Regions from separate parts of the Homo sapiens genome. Here region 2 is linked to region 1. A link is a loop called in an ENCODE intact Hi-C map of the cell type or tissue named here. Cell type or tissue: K562. All regions are shown on one strand. Links, peaks and the distances in the headings refer to the core of each region. The heading gives the core; the rest is flanking DNA.

Region 1 (11,220 bases), core at 2,126-10,125:
TCAGGAGGATGAGGTGAGAGGATCACTTGAGCCCAGGAGGTCCAGGCCACAGTGAGCTGGACTCCAGCCTGGGTGACGGAGACAGTGAGACCCTGTCTCAAAAAAAATACAAAAAAAAAAACAAAACAAAACCAAATAGCATTTAGTAAATACAGTTTAGCTGAAATTTTTTCTAGGTTTTTGTTTTTGCCAAAGCATCTTCTATTAGAAATACAAGATTTTTATAAGTAGTAGGAATTATTAACAATCTAGCTAACATATATTGTCTACATTGATATTAGGTGACTATAAATGAGCTTCAAGGAAAAAAAAAAAAAAGAAACAAAAACACAGGCATGTGGTCTTAAAATGGCCTTGAAGCAAATATGGAAACTAAATCATCTGGTAATTGATTCTGAAGCTCAGTGTTTTTTTGAAACAGCAACCTTACAAGATAAGATTTTAGTCTATGAAGGTAAGAGGAGTCAAGAACAATCGTAGATTCAAATTACATAAATGTACAAAAAGATTACTTTTTAAAAAACAGTACCTTCTTCTTTTACCCCCTGTACTTAGAGGAGGTTTGGGTGTTCTTGTGGAAACAATCTGGCAATGCACAGTTCCCAGGAGCAGCATCAGCCATATCGGCCCAATCACCTCTGTCAGAGGTATGCTGTGTGGGCTAGAAGTGGAGCAGAATAATACTATTGCAGCAACTATAAAAAGGGAAAGAAAATATGCTTAATTATAGATCTGATAGTCACCTCTTCAAAACTTTTAAAATTGTTTTTACATTATTTTTTGCCAAAATATTTTTCTAAATTTAAATGAGTTTAAAATATTACTATAGAGACAAGCTCTCTCAGACTGTTTTATTGTCTGCCGCAGCCTAACCATGGTATTTAGTAATAAACTCTCGGAACAAGACAACACCCAACATAGTCTCTAAACTACACCTCAACGCTGCAACGTAAATTAGATGCATATGAATCAAAGGACATTTCTAAGTAACATCACAGACAATCAAAGAACTACCCTAACCTCAAGTACATTATTTCTTTGTTTTACAAATAAAGAAATCTTATGATAAGTGTATCATACAGATACAAAGAGCTTCTTATTAATAGAGGTCTATCTCCTTAGAATTAATAACAAATTTACTTAGGCATAGTTTCCAGAGAAACCACTAAACATCCATCAATGCTAACTATTACTACATGAAGGGAAATCTTGTTTTGCCTACACAGCATCCCTTAGACTTTCTGGACATAAACTCTCTTTACCTTCGTCTCCCTCCTTTATCCATCAATCATACATTCTTATTTCTCCCACCTCAGGGATAGACATGTAACCTAGGCTTGTCACAGTCTTAGTAAGTCTGAATACAAAAGCTTATAAAAAGATGGGCAAGTGACCTAAGCAGGGCCAATCAGTCTTTTTCAGGGACTAATATAGGTGCTTCAAGACCTTTCTCCTAGATCACAAACACTAAAGACTATGAAAAAATGAAATTGCTAGGGGCCACCTTAGCCACCACCTAGAAAGAGCCAACCTAAGAATGTGACCAGCAAGACCAAAGTCTACAGCAAAAAGAAGTGAAGATATTATCCGAGCCTCTCAATCCAGCCATGCCTGAATCCAGGGCCAAGGAGTACCTAAAATAAAATGTAAATATTATAAGATTTTTGGTCATTTTGTTAAGTGTTATCACTGTAATGTGGTTATATGTGCTTATTTTGAAGAGACATATATTGATGTATTCAGGGGTAAAATGTCTCAATGTATATAATTTACTTAACAAAACAGATTAAGTAAACATCCCAAAACGTTAATCATTGTTAAAGAGATGGGTATTTAGGTGTTTAGGGTGACCATGTAATTTACCATCTAAACCAAGACACTTTTGAGAGTGAAAGGCACCAGGACAACATGAGTAAACTTGGGTTGGACAATCCCAGGCAAACTGGGACATATGGCCACCCCAGCTGTTGTACTATTCTATCTAGTTTCCTGGGTTTTTTTTGTTTAGCTTTTATGATAAACAGTAAAATTAACGACCAAAAAAACCAACTTCTTGTAAAAGCTAGTTTGCATTTAGTTTCTGCCACCTGCAACTCAAAGAATCCTGGTCCAATATACCAAACGCTTAAAACATCACTTAATCTGCTAATACACTTTAATATACTTAAAGAGTATCATGAAAACAAATTTCAGCTGTATGTAACTGTAAGTAATAAGAAAAAAAAATTTAAAATGCCAATCATCGTTATGAATTACCCTGGAATTTAACCCAAATTCTCTAGTTATTCCATAACAGTCTGGAATTTTGAAAAGCAGAGAGTCTTTTTTGTTTTTAATATGAATTCTAATGTGACTTTTATCAAGTTCTTTAATGTTTTTGAGCCTTGGTTTAATCTTCTGTGTATCTACATAGTACACAGCATACATACAGTACATAGGCACTATAATAGGTTTTAGGTGAGGTAGTGCATGTAAAACATTTTGAAAAGCTGCTTATACACCGTAAATGTATACTTAACATTGGTGAATAGTAGCTTTTTTTTTTTTTTTTTTAGCTACCATTAACTCTTAATTTTTCTTGAGACGGAGTCTCGCTCTGCTGCCCAGGCTGGAGTGCAGTGGTGCGATCTCGGCTCACTGCAAGCTCCGCCTCCCAGGTTCACGCCATTCTCCTGCCTCAGGCTCCCGAGTGGCTGGGACTACAGGTGCCCGCCACCACGCTTGGCTAATTTTTTGTATTTTTAGTAGAGATGGGGTTTCACCGTGCCATTAACTCTAATTTTAAAAGGGGCAAGTACAAATGCTTACTTAAGAAGTTCAGAGTTTCAGACACAAAGGAGAACATCTTTTAAAACTTTAGGTTTTATATAACCTGTTGCTGGTTATTTATCTGAACTCTTTCAGCCCTGTGATCACCATTCTCTGTAATCCTAGGGCTGGGAGCATACAAATTATATTTTCTGTATATCTTAACAGGAAGTTATTACATACTGTGAAATTCTGACGACAAGGCATTAGAAAAAGGAGGAGGAGCCACTTTCTTCCTCTCTTTTTCCTTCTTTCTTCTGACTGTATCTTTCTAAAAGTGATCATGTCCCTCCCATGGTCTCAGTTCCTGAGACAGTAGCTTTTCCTCCGTAACTCTGGTATCACTTCCCCTTTTTGTTTTCCTCTCAAGTTAAGGTTTAGAAGATATATGGAGAGCCGGGCGTGGTAGCTCCTGCCTGTAATCTCAGCACTTTGGAAGGCTGAGGCCGGCAGAACACGAGGTCAGGAGTTTGAGACCAGCCTGGCCAATATGGAGAAACCCCATCTCTGCTAAAAATACAAAAATTAGCTGGGCTTAGTGGCACACGCCTGTAGTCCCAGCTACTCGGGAGGCTGAGGCAGAAGAACTGCTTGAACCTGGGAGGTGGAGGTTGCAGTGAACCGAGATCATGCTGAGATCATGCACTCCAGCCTGGGCAACAGAGCGAGACTCCGTCTCAAAAAAAAAGAAGATATATAGAGAAAACATTCACTTATTTTATATAATGCTGAGTTATACTTTTTGAGCATTTAATGAAGTCCTACGAACTAGACAGTGCTGCTAGAGATTTCTGCTGGAGATCAACTAAGACAGAATGTTGTTGGGCACAAATATTTCAAAGGCAGGACTTCACGTACTGGGCAAGGGGAACTCTAGGAGTAGGCTGGATGCAATGGCTCACACCTGTAATCCCAGCACTCTGACAGGCTGAGGCGGGTGGACTGCTTTAGCCCAGGAGTTTGACACCAGCCTGGGCAACAAGGCGAAACCCTGCCTCTACAAAAAAATTTCAAAAATTAGCTGGGAATGGCAGTGCATGCCTGTAGTTCCAGCTATGGAGGTAGAGGTAGGAGGAATGATTGAGCCTTGGAGGTTGAGGCTGCAGCGAGCCATGACTGCACCACCGCACTCCAGCCTGAGCAACAGAGAGAAACTGTGGTGGCTGACAACTGTAATCCCAGCACTTTAAGAGGGTGAAGTGGGAGGATTACTTGAGGTCAAGAGTTCAAGACCAGCCTGGGCAACATATTAAGACCCCATCTCTACAAAAATAAAAATAAAAATAATTAGCTGGGCATGGTGGCGTGCTCCTATAGTCCTAGCTAGTTGGGAGGCTGAGGCTGGAGGATTGTTTGTGCCCGGGAGTTCAAGGCTGCAGTGAACTATGATCGCACCACTGCACTCCAGCCTGAGCAACAAAGCAAAACCCTATGTCTAAAAAACAGAATAGAATAGAATGGAATATTATCTTCCATTTTTAGGACTGTTAATCTTTAAGATTCAGTGGCAATTAGGCAATGCAGAAAAAAAGACAAGACACAGTCTCCGCTCCCTATCCCTTGGTTTAGACCAGGGGTATCCAATCTTTTGGCTTCCCTGGGCCTCACTGCAAGAAGAAATGTCTGGGGCCACACATAAAATACACTAACACTAACGATAGCTGATAAGCTTTAAAAAAATTAAAAAAAATCTCATAAGGTTTTAAGAAAGTTTATGAACCTGGGTTGGGCCACATTCAAAGCCATCCTGGGCTGCATGTGGCCTATGGGCCATGGGTTGGACAAGCTTGGTTTACAGGAAAGAAGAGACATATAAAGAAACAATGAAAATACCTGTTATGAACTAAACTGTGCTCCTTTCATCCTCCCCACACAAATGCATATGCTGAATGAAGCCCTAACCCACAATGTGACTACGTTTGGAGACAGGGCCTATAAGGAGGTAGTAAAGGTTAAACAGATTCGTAAGTGTAAGGCCTTAAACTGATACGACTCTTGTCTTTATATGAAGAGGCAGAGATACCAGAGTACTCTCTCTCTCCACTCACACACACAAGAAAGGCCCTGTGAAGACACAGCAAGAAGGTGGACATCTACAAGTCAGAGAAGCCTCATCAGACACCAACTCTGACATTGCCTCACTCTTGCACTTCCACCCCTCAGAATGGTGAAAAAATAAATTTTGTTGTATAAGCCACCCAATCTGTGGTATTTTGTTATGGTAGCCCAAGGTGACTAATATAACACTTATGATTAACTGCTATAATATACATAAGAAAGATATGTAACTACATTGGGGAGTTACGAAAGGATTCTTCAAGAAAGTGATGTCTGATGTCTAATCTAAATTTGAGAGAACATAGAGGATTGACTAAACAAAAGGGAAAAGGGCTACCCCACGCAAAGGGAGTTGCATGTCCAAAGACACATAGGCAAAAAAGCATGGAATGTTTAAGAAACAGCAAAGAGCTAGTTTAGCCTGGTTAAGGTGGGATAGAAATTCAAGGAGGGATTTGAAAACTCAGATTGCATCTTGAAAGCAATGATAACTAGTGAAGAAATTTAGATCTTAAGCAGCTGGTTTGAATTTGTCATTTAATAGGTAAATGGACAGAAAGTAGAAGATGATATGAGGTTTCCTGGCAGTAATCTTGGCAAGAAACTAGGCAACCAAGACATGCAGAAATGGGGATAGAGCTGAGAATACATAGCTGAGATACTTAAAAAGCATGTAATTGAAATAAAAAAAACTATACATAGTTATATAAAACCAAATCTGACTGCATTTGATTCTTTCTGCCTTTCAAGAAGTGCGAACAAGAATGAGGACATAACTCAGAGCACTGCAGCACCCTGCTTTTCCACAGGGTGCTGCAATGGAGACAGACATACAGTGGTTTTCAAAGGTAATGGCAGCCTGCCGAGGGTCATCAGAGTCACATCATGACTTTGGCACTAGCTGTGTGACTTTAAGAAGGTTAAGTCATTTCTCTAACTAAGCTTTACTAGGAGAATGTTTAGTGTTCATCATAAGGGCCTTATGATTAAACTTGGATTCTGAACTTAAAAATATCTCATTTAATGCCCAATCTAACCCGTGTTCCCTATTTAACTTAGAGGAACCAGTAAGTAAATTTCAGACACAATATAATTATACAATGTCAGTGAACTTTTAGTTACATTGGAAACTTGTTTGTCGTGGAATACTAGAAAGCAGCAATATCTTAAAAAGCACAATGCACTGTGATGTACAATCAATGGTACTGAATTACTCTAATAAACTATTGCAATTTCTGACCACATTCAAATAAAGTTTTCTCATCTAGGTAAGCCAGAAAACCTTTGAAGATAACTATACTTAAATTAAGCTCTCTTAAGTCCTTTTGAGAAGAAAACAAGAAAATGATAAAAATTATGATCACTATAACTAGAAAATACTGATAAGCAAATATGATCACTTCAGCAGTAATTATAATAGCAAAAAATAGCAATCAGCTTAACTGCCCAATATTGAAGTAGGACAAGATATTTTCTAGTAACTTAGAAGTTATATTTACAAAGACTTTGATATTATGACATTAGGTAAAAAAAAATGTAGCTGTTCATATAAAATAATCTCAACTATTTAAAAAGTATTATAAATTTAAAGGCAAGATGATGGGTAGTTCTTTTTTTCTTTAGCTTTTTCTACATTTTCCAAATTTCCTGCCATGAAAATATTATTATATCTTTAATCAGAAAACACATACACACATTCTAATAACAACAAACCACAAAATTATCATAGTCCACACCCTTTTATGTATATAAGATGTAACCTGGCTTAGAAGAAACAACTTTATCTAAATAACAGTCTGCAGTTTTTATTATATTTTCATTTATTTAAAAAGTATCTCTTAGAATCTGTTGATAAAACAAATTTAAATAATCATTCAGGATTGTAATCATGGTTTTTTTTTTTAATCACATATTAAAAAGACTGAAAGGACATGAACCAAATGAAAATAACGGCTTTGTTCACGTGATGGAATATGAATAGTTTCTTCTTTAGTTTCTAAATGCTCTACAATGTTATACATGTTGTGTTATATACTGCTGCTAAGACTATGCACTAGAATGTTGTTTTAGGAGGCACCATAAGAGCGGTTAAGTGTGTGGTTCTGGGATCAGAATGCTTAGAATTGAATCTGGGCTCTACCATACTTGATGACTATGTGGCGTTGGGCACTCAGGTCTTTCAGGTCCCACGTCTATAAGCGAAGCATAGTAACAGTCCCTGTACTTCATCAGGTTGATGTGAGAATGAAATGAGAATCTAGAAAGCACCTAGCAGAGTGCACGGTATACAGAATTTTGATAAAGTATAAGGACAGCTCACATCACGGTGGTAAAAGGCACAGAAAAAAGAAACTATACCTATGGCAGGAATAATAAACTTGTATAGGTTGTATTTTTAAAAGACTGGTATGTATGTATGTGTGGAAGATGCATTTTGATGAGGTTTTTTTTCTAATTTTAAAAAATCTTCTCGATTTCTATTTTTCTTTAGCCATCTATAGATTCAAATATTCATAAAATTATACTGAAAAATAACTGCTTTGTTTTCTCAAATATTTTTAATACCAAATCAATTATGTGCCTTTATTAACATACTTATACATCATACTCAGTAGTAGTTAGCATATGTTTAAAACAAAGACTTATTAAACCTAACAATGTAACATTCTGAAAAGTAAAAGCAAAAATCACTTAATTATACCTTGAAGAAGATAAAGGACAAGAAGCCAGAAAAAGATGACCTTTGATGTTACTTGTAACCACCACCGGAAGAAAAAGGGGAAAAATACAACTCGAACAATTCCCTTTCTGGTCAGAGAAGTCCAAGGACTTTCAGGCTTTGCCTTTGCAAATGCAGACCCTGAAAAAAGTAAAATAGGACAACAGAGTATATTTATATATTATTCTTTAATTTCTTTAAAGAAAAAAATTTCAATGTTTGAAAAACATCACCACATAATTTTATTCTGTATTATACTATGAGTGAGAAATGTCCAATTTATAGATACTTTAAATATTTTGAAAAAAACATTTTTTGAAATAACAGAATTTCTCCCACATATTTTATAAATATAGAACAATATTCAAATGTCAGTTCTAGTTAGGAATTACAAATCACCACTTTAATTGTTTTTTGGTTTTGTTTGTTTGTTTGTTTGTTTGTTGAGATAGGATCTCACTCTGCTGCCCAGGGTGGTGTCAAACTCCTGGGTTCAAGAGATCCTTCTGCCTTCAGCTTCCCAAAGTGCTGGGATTATAGGTGTGAGCCATTGTACCTGGTCCCATTCTCTCTTTTTAATACTATTCTTGTCTTCATCAAGGTTCACAATGTTTTTATTTCTAAAAAGATAGACAGACAGATAGATATCTGATATAGTTTGGAATATCAGTCCCCATTCAAATCTGATATTGAATTGTAATCTCCAATGCTGGAGGCAGGGCCTCATGGGAGGTATACGGGCCATAAGGGTGAAGCCCTCATGGCTTGAGGCTGTCCTTGAGATAGTGAGTGAGTTCTCAGGAGATCTGGTGATTTAAAAGTGTGTGGCACCTCCCCACTACCACTCTCTGGCTCCTGCTCTGGCCATGTGATGTGCCTGGTCCCGCTTGCCTTCTGCCATGGGTAAAGCTTCCTACCCCAGAAGCAGGTGCTGGTGCTGTGATTTCTGTACAGCCTGCAGAACCATGAACCAATTAAGCCTCTTTTCTTATAAATTACCCAATCTCAAGTATTTCTTTATAGCAATGCAAAACAGCCTAATACAATATTTAAACCTATTTTGAATTCTGTTTCTTCCAGAACAATGTCTACTTGTATTAAGCATTTATTTATCAGACTCACCTCTTACAAGATCAACATCTATGAGGTCTGGTTTCACATGTGCTGTTTTCTTTGGTTTATTCCTTAGCCCCTATAATATATCAAAAGAAGCATTGGAATTGTATATATACTTAAATCTAGAACAGGAGAAAATCAATTTCTAAAGCTTTCAATTTAAAATAAAATTGTTAATAGTACCAACAAAATGTAACACATTATGCATTTGTTACAAACAGAACACAATTACAGTATTGTAATAAATTTTATTATTGTTCAAAAAGATATATTTAGAGATGTGTGTAACATGCCAGGCCGGTTTATTACCAACAGTAAAATTCTACTACAAATACTATTACTACCAAGCAAATTTAGGTGTACAGCTTTAGGTGTAGAGGGAACTATATTGGCCCCATATTGGCATTTGGAGAGCGTTGAGGCTAGCTAGGGGAGCAGCAGCCCTGAAGGAACCTCAAGGTGTGGTGCTGGAGGCATTATTTCAGAAAGCAGTAAATCACACAGCTGAGGACCAGAAAGGATGCAGACTTCTCAGCAGACGCCAATCAGCTGAGACCCAGGGAGGACAATGCACTACTCAAGGATGATGGTTGCCATTATGTTCACATGTCAACCCCTCATCAGACCATAAATGCCACCTCATCACCTCAAAACTTAGACACCATAACCAGGAAGGGGAGGAGGGAGAGGCAGTTGTCATAAACTGAATTCATTTAAACTTGAAATTATTGAACACTGAGTAAAATTAAGTTTCTGCTATCAGTATACAGAGTGGAGTGGGGGGTGTAGATCAAAACTAGTGAAAAAAAAACCTATAACAAAGTAAATTATTACTTAAGACTAGAATGTTAAGAATTGGAAGAGCTAACAAAAATAAAAATAAAAAAGAGAAAACAAACAAAAAGAACTGCAAGAGCTTAAGCTAAACTCTTCAGGAGCCAATTACTGCGAGATGACACAAGTGTTTAGATGATTTGGTTTTTATTCATTCAATTAAGCAAGTAACTGTGCAGTAAATCCTGTCTTTGGTCCTAATCCAAGTAACAATGACACCCCCCATCAAAGTAAAAATCTGATTAAGTATTCTGTTTGAATCTAAAACAAAGAAGAGAACCATATTTGAGGTCAGAATTAACTGAGGTGTCTAAACCAAAAATGCGCCCTGAAACCAATATGCAATTAATCTTTGAATCCCTTCAAATAGTTCTGGCTGAAGTTGCAAACCACCCAGAGATGCAAAAACAAAAATGAAGGAGACAGGGTAAAAGTTAAAGAAATAGCAATGATAATTTTATATATAGTCGATCCTCATATTCTCAGATTCCATAATTGCAAACACACCTACTTGGTAAAATTTCTTTGTACCCCCAAATCAACGTTCACGGTGCTTTTGCCCTAATTTGCAGACACGCATGGAGTGAAAAAAAAAAAATTGAGTCACCCAACGTGCATGTTCTCAGCTGAGGTCGAACAAGGTGATGCTTTAACCTTCCTGTTTCAGCTCTGATTACTGTAAACAGTGTCCTTTATTTGTTATGTTTTTCACATTTTTGTGCTTTTTGTTGGCAATCCTGTTGTTCAAGATGGCCCTCAAGTATAGTGCTTAAAACAGTGTCTCGTGTTCCTAAGTGCAAGAATGCTGTGATGTGTCTTACAGAGAAAATGTGTTAGATAACCTCTGTTCACCCAGGCACAGTGGCTCACGCCTTTAATCCCAGCACTTTGCGGGGGCCAAGGTGGGCGGATCACTTGAGGCCAGGAGTTTGAGAACAGCCTGGCCAACATGGTGAAACCCCGTCTCTACTAAAAATACAAAAAATTAGCTGGGCATGGTGGCACTCGCCTGTAATCCCAGCAACTTGGGGAGGCTGAAGCAAGGAGAACTGTTTGAACCCAGGGGTTGGAGGTTGCCATAAACCAAGGTCACACCATTGCACTCCAGCCTGGCGACAAAGTAAGACTCTGTCCCAAACAATATAAAATAAAATAAATAAATAAATAAATAAAGATAACCTCTGTTCAGATATGATTTACAGTGCTGTTGGCCATGAATTGTTAATGAATCAAAAATATATATTAAATAAGGTGTCTTTAAACAGAAACACACATAAAACAAGGTACTTCCCCAGGCAGCAATGGTTCAGTATGCACTAATTCAGTGTTCATGGGTGACTTTATAGAACATAGCTACCCCAAATAATGAGTATGGGCTGTATCTGTACATTATTTCTGATTTTAATGTCACTATAAAGCGGCTGATGGATTAGAAATCATTCCCAAGATTTTGCAAATTGGAGAAGCAACTGTAATAATACATATATTTAAACAAAACTTCATTAATAAAGCACTATTTGGATTTAGTATTGTTTATTACAGTAAGATTTTACCTTTATTACTGTAAAAATATTTGAAAACAGTAACACATTTTAATTTACTTGTTTTTTATAAATTGCTTCCCTAACAACTTGAAAGTAACCTTATTGCCAATGTCTTCTGACTAATCTGAATCCTAATTTATT
Region 2 (11,220 bases), core at 1,260-9,259, 71 kb after region 1:
GGTACAAAAATATGAGAATATCAACTTTTCACTTTACCCTCTTTTCACTTTACCCAATCTTTATTGACAAATATTCCAGATTATCTAACAAAATAAAGATCCTCTTTCCTAACCCCCAACAATGTAAATAATATACATTTCATACACAAAACGTGAAAGGATTTTATCACTCTATTAAACATATCAGATATTTAATATATTTAGGGAATATTTAAATGTTCACATATAAATAATAGTATTTTTTAAAAGAAAAAGCTCAAATGAAAGTTTGAAAAACACTGCCTGCCTCACAAGAAAATAATCGCAAAGACTTTATATATTTGTTTACCAAGCTACACTTAGATAAATACCAAAAATCTAACAGTATTCTAGTTATATAAAGTGTTCTAAATATTTTAAACTGTATTTATTTGGGTCTATAGAAATAAAAATTCAACGAATTTTCTGTTTAAAATAAAAAAACCTTTCTTCAGTAATGGTGATTTTCTGTGCAAACTCATTTAATAGTTTTTCCATTGTGTCAACAACCTTTCAGTCACACTGAATGGCTCATACCTATTTTTAAAACAGGTTTTACAGCATGCTAAGATAGATTTCTGAACCAGCTATCTGACAAAGCACTCAAAGATACCCAATTACACGTGGGTATAATCAACAAGGATTAACAAGTCAAATTATTTCAGGAATAATGAAGATTATTTCTAAAGCCTTTCCAACTTCTTTGATTCTATGACAGTCCAGGAATACAGGTTCATAGACTGTATTGTCATGATAGCTCAGGTTTAATGTTAAATGATCATATTAAAGTTTATTTACAGAAAAAAGCATAAAAAACCTACTGGGGACCTTTAATAGAGGATCTTAATCTTTTTTGATCAACTGATCTGATACAAGGATGGGTATTATGATGCATAATCTTTATTTATTTAGAAATAATCCAATCCTAAAACCATAGGGCTAACTGCAGGCATAACATTAGGCAGTTAACTCTAAGCTAACACTATCCTTGACATAGATTTAATTGTCACACCTTAACAAAATATCTGAAATTCTTTTTTTTTTTTTTTTGCTTTTTTTATTATACTTTAAGTTTTGGGGTACATGTGCAGAATGTGCAGGTTTGTTACATAGGTATACACGTGCAATGGTGGTTTGCTGCACCCATCAACCTGTCATCTACATTAGGTATTTCTCCTAACGCTATCCTTCCCCAAGCCCCCCACCCCGACCGGCCCTGGTGTATGATGTTTCCCTCCCTGTCTCCATGTGTTCTTACTGTTCAACTCCCACTTATGAGTGAGAACATGCAGCATTTGGTTTTCTGTTCTTGTGTTAGTTTGCTGAGAATGATGGTTTCCAGCATCATCCATGTCCCTGCAAAGGACATCCTTTTTTATGGCTGCATAGTATTCCATGTTGTACCTGTGCCACATTTTCTTTATCCAGTCTATCACTGATGGGCATTTGGGTTGGTTCCAAGTCCTTGCTATTGTGAACAGTGCCACAATAAACATATGTGTGCATGTGTCTTTATTTGCTGTATTGATTTCCACACAAAATGCCAAAGACCAGGGTGGTGGGAAAAGATGAGTACAGAAGAGATGGTATGTTAAGTCTGCCTTTACGGAATCTCAATCAAATACAGTTGAACAACATGGTGGGTAAGCTGCGCTGGTCCGCTTACATGTGGATTTTTTCAATAAAAGTTATACCAAGTGTGCCTGATACTCCTGCCTCCCCTTTCACCTCCTTTACCTCTTCTGCCTCTGCTATCCAGGAAGGGAAAACCAACCCCTCCTCTTCTTCAACCTATTCAGTGTGAAGATGACAAGGATGAAGACCTTTATCATGATCCACTTCCACTTAAAGAATAGTAAATGTATTTTCTCTTCTTCTTCCTCTTCTTTTTTTTTTTTTTTTTTTGAGATGGAGTTTTCGCTCTTGTTACCCAGGCTGGAGTGCAATGGCGTGATCTCAGCTCACCGCAACCTCTGCCTCCAGGGTTCAAGCGATTCTCCTGCCTCAACCTCCCGAGTAGCTGGGAATACAGGAATGCGCCACTACACCCGGCTAATTTGTAATTTTAGTAGAGACAGGGTTTCTCCATGTTGGTCAGGTTGGTCTCAAACTCCGGACCTCAGGTGATCCTCCCGTCTCAGCCTCCCAAAGTGCTGGTATTACAGGTGTGAGCCACTGTGCCCGGCCTATTTTCTCTTCTTTACAATTTAATAACACTTTTTCTCTAGCTTACTTTATTGTAATTATACAGTATATAAACATATAACATATAAAATATGTGTTATCTGTTTATGTTATTAGTAAGACTTCCTGTCAACAGTAGGCTATTAGTAGTTAAATTTTGGGGGATTCAAAAGTTACAGCCAAATTTTCCACAGCACAGGGGTCAGTATCCCTAACCCCAATTGTTCAAGGGTCAACAGTATAATAATGCCTATGAGTATTCTTTGTACAAATATGGTCTCCCACATTGTCAGATTTTTAACCAATCCCCATGTTACAGAAATTCTATCAAATACTACATAAATGTTACCATGTACATCTCTCATTATTCTGAAACAAATTTGTCTGTTCTGGCATGACTCTCACTAGGCTCAGAAAACAATGTATTTCCACCCCTGACACTTTGCGTGTGTTATTATTATTCCTATTCCATTCTTTTCTCCACTCATACATCCTTCTAAATCAGCTCAAATCCTACTTCCTCCAAGATGAAGCTTTCTTTTTTTTTTCTTGTTTTTTTTTTTTTTGAGACGGAGTTTTGCTCTTGTTGCCCAGGCTGGAGTGCAATGGTGTGATCTCGGCTCACTGCAACCTCCGCCTCCCAGGTTCAAGCAATTCTCCTGTCTCAGCCTCCTCAGTAGCTAGGACTACAGGCGCCCACCACCACGCCTGGCTAATTTTTGGTATTTTTAGTAGAGACAGGGTTTCACCCTGTTGGCCAGGCTGGTCTCGAACTCCTGACCTCAGGTGATCCGCCCGCCTCGGCCTCCAAAAGTGCTGGAATTACAGGCATGAGCCACCGCACCCGGCCAGCTTTCCTTTGGACTAAAAAATGCTGAAGCTTAATGTCTCTCTTCTAGCACCAACATATGCTCAAAAATCTGTAATTTAAATAGAAATGTAAAGCAGTATGTGGCCACACAGGTCACTTGGTCATATGTAAACACTCTTAAGGAAAAAATGTGGCAACATTCTTTGTCTCTAAGTACTCAGTACACTGTAATATATGGTACAGGAAGTACAGCAGATAAAAAGCAATGACTAAGCATCAAGATAATTGGGTTCTAGATCCAAGTTCTGATACTAAGAGCTGTGTGCTCTTGAATAAGTTACTGAGTTCTCTGGACCTCAGTTTTCCCCAAGTGCCATCTAGCCAGATATTCCACAACTCAATAAAGGTTAAATAACAATTGTGTGAAAAGAAAAAGAGCTCCGAGCAGTCTGAGCCATGTGAGGTAGGCAAGCACAGACACGTGAGTATAGGACTTGAGTCAAGCCCCTACACCCAAGCCTGGGGGCAACTGTTTAAAGTCATTTTCTTCCTGACTAGCTGCCTCACTCATTTATCTTCATGTTTCTGGAATTTGTGATACAAAGAACAATGTATAGCCAATCAACAGTTTATGTTATTTTAACATAAATTCTCAGTAAACAACTCAGGAACTGCTTCTTCCTTCCGTTTAAAATTTTTTTTTTTTTTTTTTTTTTTGAGACAAGGTCTCACTCAGTTGCCCGGGCTGGAGTGCAGTGGCACGATCAGGGCTCACGGCAGCTTCGACTTCCCAGCTCAAGTGATCCTTCTGCCTCAGCCCCCAAAATAGCTGTGACTATAGGCATGTACCATGATGCCTGGCTAATTTTTTTTAATTTTAGCAGACACGAGGTCTGGCTATGTTGTCCAGGCTGGAAAAATGCACTTTTAACTGCTGCTAATCAGAGGGTATATTCAGAGCAACTCAAATCTGTGCTCCCAGTTGCAATCCTCAAGCTTGATTCAAATAAACCCTCTAATTGTATTAATTTTGCTCCAGCTTCTTCCTTTCAGGTCACCAATTCCAATAATGTACAGAAGTTTCTCTGAATTCTAACACACCCAAAAACATTAATATTACTACTTAAATTAGTGTTACATATATGGAATTTAACATAGTAGAAACTGTTAAACTAAATAAAAAATATCTTATTTAATTTATTTTTAGAGATAGGGTCTCACTGTCACCCAGACTGAAGTGCAGTGGCTTGATCATAGCTCACTGTAACATCAAACTCCTGGGCTCAGGTGACTGTCCTGCCTTAGCTTCCCAAGTAGCTAGACTCAGCAACAAAAGGGCACATAACATATCCTCATGCACATCCTGCTGAGAAGTATATCACACAAAAAGTTGCATGCCACCAAACTAGGCTATTTTTTAAATCTTTTGTAGAGAGAGATGGAGTCTCATTATGCTGCCCAGGCTGGTCTTGAACTGCTGTCTTCAGCAATCTTCTTACCTCAGCCTCCCCAAGTGCTGGGATTACAGGTGTGAGCCACTGCGCTTGGCCCTAAAGAGCTTTTAATTTTTTAAAGGTAGTTTTTATAAATCTCCTCAGACTCTCATATTATTATTCCATTCCAACAACCTTGTATCATTCTCTGCTGCTTACAAAATAAAATCCACAAGTATTTAGACTCTCTACAATCTGACCTTAATTGTCCAACATTATTGCTCATCATCTTCTCATATGTCTTGTTTCAACCATCCCATACTTTCAACATTTTTCTACCTCTGTGCCAAAATTAACACTTCTCTTTCTAAAACAAGGAAGATTTTGACAAGACTTCCAAAATTCCACTTTCTCCATAAGTTTCTCCCAAATTCTTCCATTTAATATTTCTCATCCTGTTCTGTGTTCCCCTTAGAGTAGCACTCCCTTTATCCAAGGCTTTGCTTTCCACATTTCAGTTACTGCAGTAACTGCAGTACAGTAAAATATTTGGAGACAGAGACCAAATTCCATAACTTTTCATTAGAGTATACTGTTACGATTGTCCTATTTTATTATTAGTTATTATCTATCTCTTACTTGCAGCAGTCCCCAACCTTTTTTAGCACCAGGGACTGGTTTTGTGGAAGACAATTTTTCCATGGCCAGGGTAGGGGGGATGGTTTTGGGATGATTCGAGAGCATTACATTTATTGTATACTTTATTTCTATTATTATTACATTATAATATATAATGAAATAATTATACAACTCACCATAACATAGAATCAGTGGGAGCCCTGAGCTTGTTTTCCTGCAACTAGATGGTCCCATCTGGGGATGATGGAAGACAGTGACACCCAAAGTGTATTGTTTATGTCCAGTCTATTCCATAATCTCATTTTGGTTGCTGTTAACTATACTACAGAAAACCCTGCTTCACAAAGATACGATGTTAGAAATGGAAACAGACTTTTCAGTGTTTTGTGGCAATCTCAGGATAGTCCGCCTTGACTTTAATCCAGAATGTATGGAGATTTGAAGTTGTCTCAAACATACTTTTAAGGCCACCATCATTTGTGACCTTAAGCAGTTGATCCTCTTCTAGCACGGACAAAGTCGATACAGCTGGCTTATTCACAAACAGCTTGTGGATCCATTACTTCCCAGTTCGGGGGTCTTCTGTGGTTGGGAAGTAATGCTCAAACTCTTTTGAAAGCTGAGATAGGTGATCATGCACCAGCTGGGAGAAAGAAGGTCCTGGCTGAGTCTCTTTAAAAATCTCTGTTAATGTTTGAAGCATGTCAAAAAAAATCCCTCAATGTTCACTCAATTCCAGTTTGGCTTTGAATGCAGCCACTTTATCTACTGACTCGAACACATTTGTCATTCTCCCCTGAAGTGACAAGCTGAGTTCTTTGAGCAGGTTGAATATGTCACACAAGTAAGCAAGTTTTGTGACCCATTCTGCATCACTGAAATGTGCTACCAGTGATAACTATTTTTCTAAAAAAAAAAAAAAAATCTCTGGAGAGACCTTGTAACTCAAAACCTCTGGCCAGTGATCTACCTTAGAAAGCCATCTTACTTCTGCATATAAGAGAAGCTGTGTGTGCTCTGCATCCATTTCCTCACAGAGCTGCACAGACAGACATAAACTAAGGGCACGTACTTTAATGTGGATAATTTTAATCACATCCTGCAAAATGTTGGTTAAGTTTCGGTGACATTTTGTGCCTAGCCAGCATTTCTCTACGGATGACACAGTGCGTAGACTCGCATTCAGAAGCAACCTCTTTGACCCAAGTAGTGAAACCAGAAAGCTGTCCAGTCATGGCAGCCGTGCTCTGTTCATGCATATACCAACACAAAATTACCAAATCAGTTCTACAGCTGTGGTATTGGTTGGCAACAAAAGGGCACATAACATACCCTCATGCACGTCCTCCTGAGAAGTGTATCACACAAAAACAAGCATTACTGCCTTGTTGTCAACGTCAGTAGACTTGTCAACCTGGATTACACACCATGGTGACTCATTAATCCTAACAATTGTGCCTCAATATCCTCTATTTCATCAAATAATCTAGTTATGGTACTAGCTGAAAAAAGAACATGTGCCACCTTCTGAACTGCAGCCTCTCCTAAAAGTTCGTAACAAATGTCCTTAACAGCAAGCAGGCAGGATCAACTCTTCACCAATAGTAAACGGCTTCTTAGCTTTAGCAATGCTTTAGCCGCTAAGAATAATACTCTCAGTGCAGACACACTTGATGAAGTGGTGGCCTTCCATAATTGCTTCTGTTCTTCATGTTCACGTTTTTTTCTTTTGAAAAACTCCAAAGCCTTGTCTTTCAATGCAGGATAAGTGGTCTCCACGTGACAAAGCACTTTTGAAGGTTTCATGGCTTGTTGGATAGCCAGTCACCACATACACAAAGCAGGCCTAGAGAATGTGAATCACCTGTTGCAATGAACCCATAATTTAAGTGGGACTCTTGGTGTTTTCTTTTAAATGCAGCTTTCTTTTTGTTGGCAGTCTTAAGAGTCTTCTGCTGTCTCATCATTGGGTCTTCCCCCTTTACAAAGAAGCTCTCTAGTAATGTTTTGTTATTTACTCATTTTGGCTAAGGTTAGCTTGTGGGCTTAACCAAATCTGTGACTGAGGTAAGTGCCCAGTGTGACAAAGAAATGTGGACGGATAAGGTAAGTAAAATAATGGGCGGGTCATGCATGGACTAAAATTAAGTGTTGGATTCTGACTTAAAGCCTGTCACCAGATGCAGCTGTACAAATGAAGCACTCAACTCACTGACAGGGTTTTGATATGGGTCTGCAAGCAATTTATTTATTATGATCTCTGTGCAGTCAAACCTCTCTGCTAACGTTAATCTGTATTCGCAGCTGCTCCCCAGCGCAAGCATCACTGCCTCAACTCCACCTCAGACAATCAGGCATTAGACTCTCATAAGAAGCATGCAACCGAGATCTCTCACATACACAGCTGAGAATAGGGTTCGCACTCTTATGAGAATCTAATGCCGCTGCTGATCTGACAGGAGGCAGAGCTCAGATGGTAATGGAAGTGATGGGAGGCAGCTGTAAATACAGATGAAGCTTCGCTCACTTGCCCACTGGCTCACCTCCCGTAGTGCAGCCCACGGTTCCTACCAGGCCGCAGACCAACTGGTTGGGGACCCTGTCTTACTGTACCTAATTTATAATATAAACTTTATCATAAGTATGTATATACAGGAAAAAAACACAGCAAATATAGGTTTGGTACTATCTGTGGCTTCAGGTTTCCATTGGGGATCTTGGAATATAACCCTCACAGATAAGGGGGACTGCTGTGTACTTACTATATTGTTTTATATAGACTTTAGTGTACTTATCTGTATGTGCCCCCACCTCCCACCCACACGTTCTTTGAGAGCAGTCCAATGTCTTTATTATCTCTGAATTTTCCTAAAACTTTTCGCCTATATTAAACACAAATGTTTACACACCATATTAAAAAGTTGCCAAAGTACCACCACAGATGAATTTGAGGGCTAGAATTGAAAACTCTACCTGTCCAACTCCTGTACTCCCCCAACATGCACATAAACAAACATACTTTTTCATAACATTAAAGGGTACAAAGATATCATGAAGTATAATAAACATGGTTCATTTATTTACTGACATGTCACTCAGTCACCAATACATTAAGATTTAAAAGGTTTTACATATTGCAGATCTAAAAGGTCTAATGAAAATAAGTTAAAGTCTAGTCTAACACCATTCCTAAATGCTAAAGTTAAATATAACTCAGTTGCCTTCACCACAACCAAAACAAGAAATTTTTAGACCTTGAAAACTGGGAACAAAGTTGCTCTGCCCTTAAAGGGTAATAAATGTTAAGGTTCAAATCACATCTTTCATAATGATACAAAAGCTAAACAAAAAGAATGAAATCTTCTACTAGTTTCAGGGTTCCTACTTTGTAATCATGTGATCTATAAATTATTACAACTTATAAGAACAATTTTAATTCTTCATCTGGAAGGAGGATAATATTTCATGGAAATATTTGAAAGAATAAACACCACACGTTTTATGGTCAAAGTTGTAATTTTAAACAAAATGCAAAATAAGGTCTAATAAACAGCTATACATTTTCTATTATACCAGTCATAAAAAGAATATTTGTAATTTTTATTTTCCTTAATGGAACCAATGCATAGTCTGTGTACTTTGGGCTAGAAGATGATACATAATCTAAGAAGAAAAAACTACAGGCAAGTAACATCTCTCTATACCCGTACTAAATAAAAGTGTTTTGTGCTGTTACAAAATCTAAGTGAATCCCTATAGCTATAATCTCTTTGTTAGGAGACAGGGTCTCACTCTGCCACCTAGGCTGGAGTTCAATGGTGAAATCATATTTCACTGTAGCCTCAAACTCCTGGGCTCAAGTGTTCCTCCACCTCAGCCTCTCGAGTAGCTGGGACTACAGGTGGACACCATCGCACCTGGCTAATATTTTTTATTTTTTAACTTCTTGTGGGGCCGGGTCTCACTTTGTTGTCCAGGCTGGTCTCAAACTCCTGACTTCAAGCAATCTTCCTGCCTTGGCATCCCAAAGTACTAGGATTATAGGTGTGAGTCACCACGACCAGCCTAGAGTTATAATTTTATTTTTTTTGAGATGGAGTCTCGCCCTGTCACCCAGGCCGGTGTGCAGTGGTGCAATCTCGGCTCACTGAAACTGCCGCCTCCTGGGTTCAAGCAATTCTTGTGCCTCAGCCTCCCGAGTAGCTGGGATTACAGGTGCGCACCACCACGCCCAGCTAATTTTTGTATTTTTAGCAGATAGTACCAAACATATATGTTGCTATCTTTTTCCTATATAAATTTTGTATTTTGAATTTTTAGGGTTTCACCATGTTGGCCAAGCTGGTCTTGAACTCTTGACCTCAAGTGATCTGCCTGCCTCAGCCTCCCAAAGTGCTGGAATTACAGATGTAAGCCACTGCGCCCAGCCTAGAGTTATAATCTTGATACTAACCACAAAGCCCTCTGCAGAATTTCCTGATGGGCACAATCAACCCACCTGATATGTCTTTTAAAGCAACTTTTTAAATTTCAGGGTTCCTTAACTTCAATATTACTATTACCAACCAAAGTACCACCACAGATGAATTAATTTACTCTACCATTCCTTGAGCATTCTTTGGGTTTTTTGTTTTGTTAAGTACTTAAAGGTCCTTTAAATAGCTAATTATAATGTATTGGCTTTTTGTTTTATTTGACTGCTGTGCTGCTTAGAAAAATCAGTAATGAAATATGATCCATTTAAATGGTTTAACTTCCTCATTTACTCACAGGAAAGTTTTACCACCAACCTATCAGGCTCAATTCAAACATGGACATGTTATTACTGGTCTTCAGCAGAAACGTTCTAAATTAGTGTTCCAAGTACTCTTTATCAAAATAGTAATGGACTAAATGATATCTAAATGGCTTAAAGAGTTAACTAAACGGCTTAAAGAGTTAACAGACCTTAAAAATGACTTAATTTAGAGATTAAAATTTGCTAACAATACCTCATCATCAAAAATACTATTGAGGCTGGGCTCCGTGGCTCGCACCTGTAATCCCAGCACTTTGGGAGGCTAAGTCAGGTGGATCACTTAAGGTCAGGAGTTTGAGATCAGCCTGACCAACATGGTGAAACTCAGTTTCTACTAAAAACTAATACAAAAATTAGCCAGGCATGGTGGCTGGCACCTGTAATCCCAGCTACTTGGGATCCTGAGGCAGGAGAATCGCTTGAACCTGGGAGGAGCAGACAGTGAGCTGCGGTCACACCAGTGCACTCTGGCTTGGGTGAAACAGCGAAACTCCATCTCAAAAAAAAAGGCTGCACGCAGTGGCTCACACCTGTAATCCCAGCACTCTGGGAGTCCAAGGCAGGTAGATCATGAAGTCAGGAGTTCAAGACCAGCCTGGCCAAGATGGTGAAACCCCATCTCTACTAAAAATACAAAAACTAGCCGGGCGTGGTGGCAGGTGCCTGTAATCCCAGCTACTCAGGAGGATGAAGCAAATAACTGCCTGAACCCGGGAGGCAGAGGTCACGATGAGCCGAGACTGCACCACCACACTCTAGCCTGGGTGACAGAGTGAGACTCCGTCTCAAAAAGAATAAATAAATAAAAATAAAATATTAATTTAATTTTCCACGAATTCTAAGAAAAGAAAATGAAAACTGGAAGAACTCATGAACTTCAGATGTCTTGCCACACGAGTTATTTAGGTCTTAAAAGTTCCTCCTAACATTTAGAAAAAAGTTTCCTTAGCTTATAGAGCCATCAAAACAAAAGAAAAAAGTGACAAAAATCATTCTTTAATAAATCCACAGTGATTTTAACTTTTATCTACATGTTCAACTTTACATGGTATCCATGACTTCCTGCTATGAAAGCAGACATAATCAACATGCTTATACTTCTCCAAAGATCTAACATTTAGATTTTATTCCACAGCCACCATTCTCAAAGTTGTTCCATTTTCTTCTGTATTTAAATGGATCTGATGATCACCCCCGATTCTTTTAAGATGGCTTTGCCATACCTGAAGTCATCACTATTTAATTTTGTTTCATTTGAGGTTGACTTGATTTAATCATCAAGCAGTATTTTTCAAGAAAGGAGTGCTATATTCTCTGTGCTCTTACATGTTAGAGAA

Evidence for each region. Peaks named below come from ENCODE experiments on the same cell type or tissue, not always from the same donor. Only the 100,000 strongest peaks of a DNase experiment are listed, where the experiment ranks them.
Region 2: a loop joins it to region 1, with 1.9 times the contacts of the local background. A loop is called at or near these places in 3 of 110 quality-filtered maps.

Annotation. Positions count from the first base shown.
Region 1 is chr7:77,898,268-77,909,487 of GRCh38, reverse strand. PHTF2 (putative homeodomain transcription factor 2) reads right to left here. Exons shown (of 19, transcript NM_001395272.1): 5 at 8,708-8,777; 6 at 7,568-7,726; 7 at 530-695. Among named protein-coding and RNA genes, the nearest start is that of DDX3ILA1, 87 kb to the left of the region's middle. In K562, for the core only: a CTCF peak has its summit at 5,674; DNase peaks (open chromatin) are centred at 3,117 and 5,687.
Region 2 is chr7:77,826,823-77,838,042 of GRCh38, reverse strand. The region is part of intron 1 of PHTF2 (putative homeodomain transcription factor 2); the gene reads right to left. Among named protein-coding and RNA genes, the nearest start is that of PHTF2, 34 kb to the right of the region's middle. RefSeq lists an enhancer at 2,626-3,126 and a silencer at 7,090-7,149. In K562, for the core only: no CTCF peak of the experiment used is centred there; DNase peaks (open chromatin) are centred at 3,272, 5,952 and 7,820.